Regions from separate parts of the Mus musculus genome. Here region 2 is linked to region 1. The links are chromatin loops, found by intact Hi-C in ENCODE. Cell type or tissue: left cerebral cortex. All regions are shown on one strand. Each heading gives the region's core, and the rest is flanking DNA. Links, peaks and the distances in the headings are about the cores only. Region 1 has its middle 8.8 kb from the start of 4930563H07Rik. Region 2 overlaps Gpnmb (glycoprotein (transmembrane) nmb).

What was found. Peaks named below come from ENCODE experiments on the same cell type or tissue, not always from the same donor. Only the 100,000 strongest peaks of a DNase experiment are listed, where the experiment ranks them.
Region 2: it touches region 1 in a loop (2.2-fold over the local background); 1 of 42 quality-filtered maps calls a loop at or near these places.

Annotation. Positions count from the first base shown.
Region 1 is chr6:49,006,942-49,009,860 of GRCm38, reverse strand. No RefSeq gene overlaps it. Among named protein-coding and RNA genes, the nearest start is that of 4930563H07Rik, 8.8 kb to the right of the region's middle. In left cerebral cortex, for the core only: a CTCF peak has its summit at 1,682 (motif pointing left); a DNase peak (open chromatin) is centred at 1,674; H3K4me3 peaks cover 412 bases; H3K27ac peaks cover 245 bases.
Region 2 is chr6:49,056,479-49,059,397 of GRCm38, reverse strand. Gpnmb (glycoprotein (transmembrane) nmb) reads right to left here. Exons shown (of 11, transcript NM_053110.4): 11 at 1,216-2,919. Among named protein-coding and RNA genes, the nearest start is that of Malsu1, 16 kb to the left of the region's middle. In left cerebral cortex, for the core only: CTCF peaks have their summits at 1,536 (motif pointing left) and 2,165; a DNase peak (open chromatin) is centred at 1,539.

The sequences.
Region 1 (2,919 bases), core at 212-2,711:
TCCTTGGGTACTGCACACACATGGTGCACATAAAACAAGCACACATATAAACACATAAATAAAAATAAAAATAAGAATACAATTATCATTACAGACCTACATTAATAAATAAATATGTAGATTCAGGTGCAATCAAACTTTATTTTGTTGGAGCAATAAAAATATAATTGCCAGAGGGGAAAAAAAATGCAGGATGGACAGTTAAGTATAAATTTCAGATAAAGAACAAATACTTTTCTAGGGTAAAAATGCCCTGAATATTGCATTGAACTTAAACTAAAAACTGTTATTATTCAAGATGCACACTGGACTGTGTCTTAGGTTTGTTTCTGCTCAGTAATGCAACTTAAGCACCAGGGTGAGGTGGGAAATCCATCAAATCCATGCCTCACGGAGACATCACAGCAAACCCCAATTACTTTGCATGATTAGTGGTGTTAATTGAAAAGCTCCTCATAACAGCCGCAGTGAGCATGGGCCGGCCACACTCCTCCCACTTCTAAGCGTCTCCTGGGGAGAAGATGAAACGTTCAGCGCAGACTCACACACAAACGTTCACAGCAGCTTTAGTAATAAAAGTTTAAAAAGTGCAGAGGCCTGGGGAGGTAGCTTAGTGAGGAAAAGAGTTCTCTTTGCAAGCTCAGGGACTTTTAAATTCAATCTCCATAACCCATGTAAACATGTCAGGCTTGCTGTAACCTTAGTGCTCGGGAGGCAGCCACAGTCTCTCGGCTCTCTAGGTTGTCTTGTCTAATGTGTTGCCAAACTGCCTTCCCTTGGGGGAACTCTTAAACAATGCTTACCTCTCCTCCAAAGGTTCCAACACTAAAGTTCATGGGGGAGGGGAGCGGAGGGGAAAATAAGCTTACTTGGCTTACTTACAATGGGTGAGGGGTTAGGAAGGAGAGGAGGTCTCCACCCAGCCAGGATGACTCCTCCTCCTCCTGGCTGCATAAATGGAAGCCCCGCCCCTCTCCTTCCTCACCTCTATTACCTATCCCCGCCCCCACAGAACCGGAGGCTACCTGCAATTAGTGATGATTTGCATCCAATTAGTTGGGGGCAAGTGGTTAGACTCTCAGGTTGAGGGTTCCGTGACCCTCCATATCTACACCTTTCATGAGGGAAGAGCAAAGGTCAGCAAGCCCAGTCGATCTTTGGTGAACATGCTAAGATGGACTTCTGAAGATGGCTCTGGTTGGACTTGGAGGACAGTCCGGTACAACATCTTATCTGAAGGGAGGTAGACAGGATTACTGAGAACAGCACCTGAGGTTGTCCTCTGATCTTCACCCACACGCTCATGCACAGATGTGCAACTGCACATACCTGAGCACGCACTTTCCCTCACACACTCCAAAAAGTGGGAAGAACGCTCCAGCAGATGAGTGAATGAATAAAACTGTGCTATCCAAACACAGGGATGCTATTCGGCAACAAAAATGCAGGCTGCCGATGTTTACAATAGTAAGTACGAATCTCAGAATTATTACACGGAGGGAATAAAAAGCCAAGAAGCAATGAATGTACAGTGTGAGGCAGGTTGGTTCTGTGAGAGGGCTGGGGACTGCTGGCAAAGGGGCGAGAGAAGAAGATTCCGGGCAAAATGATACTTGCCTTGGGACTTTCAGCGGTTTTGAGGCTTTTGCTTCTGGCAGGAGCTGCAGAAGTTGGGCGCACGGGCTCCATCTACTGTCCAGTTAGCGTTGGTGCAGGGAAGTTGTACAACGGCCAAGGTGGAGTCAGGGTCAGGACAGGACAGGATAGACAGGAGCAGCCTAAGCTCACTTCCTTCTTGAGAAACATCACCCACCCGAAATTTATGTCTAAATGGCATCTGGATGCATAGCTTATGGTTATATGGTATGTATTTGTATATTAATGTAAGTTTTGGATTTAAAAACTTTCTGGGACTGGGAAGGTGGTTTATTGGGAAAAAATGCTTGCATGCAACTGTGAAGATATGAGTTTGGATCTTCAGAACACACACACACACACACACACACACACACACACACACACACACACACACAAATTAATAAAGTATATAAACCAGATCTGATATGTATTTATTAGATGGATGTAAATCTTTATGTTTAAAATAGTGCTTTAACCATATTTTTCTATCTACATGGTCTTTGTTATTTTTAACAAGGTAGAAATTTCTGGGCTGTTTGGATTTATCTTTTGTAGAGATAGGGTCTGGCTATATATCCCTGCGTGTTGGGAACTTACTCACTACATATCTTAGGCTGTCCTTGACCTTGCTGGATCCTCCTGCTTCAGTCTCTCTAATGTGGGGATTCCAGGCGTCTTCTGGCCTGCTGGGCTGCATGCCTGCTCAGCGGCAAAGGGGGGTCCTTTGGTAGTCCCTGTCTGGGACTGAAGGTCTGGAAGACTCCTGGAGTGTTGCTGGTCTTCAGGCTGTGTTGGAAGGTTGAAGAGCTGGAGTCTGTGTGGGTAAAGGACAGTGGCCGCAGAGAGACACAGCAGTGAAGGCACTATTGCTCTGCCCCGGGTCTCTTCCGGTTGGGATACAGCACCCATGATGAATGAAGGATTTCTCTCCTTAGCTAGTCCTTCTGCAAATGTCCCTATAGACCACCCAGGGAGGTCTGTCTCATAGTGGAGTCCAGATCCTGTCAAGGTGACAATAAGATTAATTATCACAATGGGTGTGGGGTGTAGCTTGGGTTCAATGTCAATACCAGAAGAAAGATATTAGTGTAGACTTCAGAAGTCAGACAACTTCACCCCTCTTCTCCCTCCCTCTCCCTTCGTCCCCCTCTCTCTGTCTGTCTCTCTGTCTGTCTCTCTCTCTCCCTCTCTCTCTCTGTCTGTCTTCCTCTGTCTCTCTCCCTCTCTCTCACTCTCTTGCTCTGTCTCCAGCTCCAGTTTTAGGCATTTTTGTCTCACCCA
Region 2 (2,919 bases), core at 228-2,727, 50 kb before region 1:
ATATTTGTGTTGGCATCCGTGTAGCTGTATTGAACAGCATGATTGCATTGGTAGTATAAGGGCAGTTTGGTTTGTAGATGACGTTGTGAGATGCCTGGGGAAGTTAGGCACAGACTGAAAACTGGCTAAGTACTAAAGCCATGCAAGTGCAAAGGGCCTGCCCGAGTTACTGTTCTACCTCTGTGCAGAGACACCACGACCAAAGACACACTTATAAAAGAAAACATTTCATTAGGGGCTTGCTTACCGTTTCAGACGGTTAGCCCATATTCATCGTGGCAGGAAGCATGGTGGCAGGCTGGCGTGGGATGGAGAGCTTACATCCTTACCCACAGGCAGGCAGGCAAAAAGAGCAAGACTGGGCCTGGCAATGAACCCCTCCCCCAGCAACACACCTCTCCCAACAAAGGCACACCTCCTAACTCTTCTCAAACCAACTGGGGACCAAGCACTTAAATATATAAATCTGTGGGGCCATTCTCATTCAAACCACCACAGGGCCCATAGGAGAGCTCTGATTCCTTGTAGAATCTTAAGGATAAAGGGGATGGCTATTGACTACAAACAGAAGTTGCCCTTGCAGGTGAAGCTGAGGCCAGTGGGTGGGCCAGAACCCAGGTCAGTGAAGTCACAGCAGTGACCACATGAGCAGTGGCTTACTGTGCTGGTCTGGAATCCCAGCTCCACAAACTCAGTTTTGTGTCTCTTATTATCTCTTCGTTCTCTCCTAGACCCAGAACCACCCTAGCATTCAATAAAAGATGATTAAATGAGCAAAATCAGTCTGCAACGGTTGATCCCTGGAAGCAGACCTTTGAATTTTCATGGTATTTATTCCAGCAGCATTGGAAGCCTCCTTCAACATCAACCAGCCAACCAACAACAAATAAACAAACAGCAAACAACAGACAAACAGCTAACATCAACAAACAACTGCAACAAACAACCCAACAAGTAACAACAACAACAACAACAAACATCAACAAAACACTTTCAAAGAATTGTTCCCCCACTAGGGTTCCCCCAAAGGAGGTCACCCTCATCCTCTGGAAGACTGTCTTTTCATCTGCTCTTTGTGTCACTTGAGCTTAAGAGTTCTGTGCATTCTGTGTGTGATGGGTACTTTGAGTGCATCGCCTTCAAACTATGGGATTTTCAGATTATGAGAATTTCAATCCAGGGAAACAGATATTTGTGAATTACTCAGAGATGCTTAGGATGCAGACATTTATAAAAGCCCTAGAAATAAGCAATTCCTGGAATAATTTGTTACATACACATGTACTTTTCGTGAGAAGTTTTAATTCTCAGCCAACATCAATCAAGCCATCCCTGTCTCTTAGGCTATTTCTTCCATTCTGCAGACAGTTCCCTTACCAGGGTCACTTGGAAAATATAAATCGACACAATTTACTATTTCAGACTTCTTTCCTACTACTAGATTAAAATTTGTTTAGATGAAGCTAGATAAACAAAGTCATGGACCTGCCGCTTTGGTGGCTGTTCTGTATCTGCTGTTCTCTGCTGCCCCCTGTTGACCTGAGCAAGGAAGTGATCCCAAGCCCAGCCTTGCTCATTCTTGTCCTGGAACCAGCAGAATAAGGATTCTCTGTTGGTTTCTCAGAAATCCAAATTATGGGGTCCCACCTCCACAAGACAGTGTTTGGAACCATGGGGTGGAGTCTAAGCGGTCTGTGGATTCTGCAGCAACCTGAAATCAATGTCCTGTTTTGGGTACTAGTGAACGGGCTCCTTAGTATGTAAAAATCAATCAATCAATCAATCAATCAATCAATCAATCAATCAATCAATCAATCAAGCTTCTTCACGTGTTTCTGTCCCCAGGCTGAGACTGTAACACAAGGCTGTACCTGCACTCATTCTTCCATCAGGAGCAGTAGCGGCCATGTGAAGTGAGTCAGAGAGGGACAGCATACCCCTTCTACAGCTGAGACAGAGGCAGAAAAGACTCCTAACATGCCATGTCACTAGGTCACAAAGCTTTAGATGTCAGGGCTCGGTTCAGATACAAGGCTGCTGTTGGGATGCCTGTGCCCAGGACTCCTTCAGTTGCTCTGGGCTCCTTGGCTGTGGGGCTGTCCCGCAGGCACAGGGTGTTCAGCAGCCCTGGGCTCTCCCCACTAGATGCCAGTAGCACCCCACCCTAGTTTTGACAACCACAAATCTCTCCAAACATTGCCAAACACTCCTGGCTGAGAGGCCCTGTCCTAAGTGGTCAGCAATTTTTACATTCTTTGGAGACAATTTCCAAACAAAAAGCTTCTTTTTGCTTCTAGGCCACCTAGTGGGGGGGGGGGGTGTCAAAGTACCAGACTGAATGTTGGTCCTCCACAATGCCTCAAAAATGAGCAGTCATTCTATAATACCATCATATTTATCCAGTTGTCTACCTTCATCAAGGTAGATACAGTCTGGACTCTCAGATCTCACTTGGTTGCTATTAAGGGTCTGCTGGTATAGAATAGACAAGGTCTCATAGGTCAAGTGCAGCCCACCACATGCTTTATAAGTGTCCATGGATAAATGAATGGATGGGTAGTTCACTGAACTACACAGGGAAAATTTTCTCCCCAATATAATAATCACACAGCTTATTAGACTGCCTTTTTAATGAGTAGAATATGTACACACACGCACCATACACAAAGCCCGGGCCCATTATAATTTTGTCAGGAGCTCAGGCATGCTCAGTGAGTTGGAAGGCAGATGAAGCATGGCCTTCAGGTGGTGATTAGCTGGGTTCATGCCCATGTTATGTGGAAAGCTGAGGCATCTGTGGTATCTCCCCCAGTTAACCTAGGACCTTAAGTAGCAGTGACCCCACCTCCCCTTCAGACACAGCGTGTCCACCCCACGAACAGTGTAAAAACCACAATACAGATGGGAAGAAACACTAAG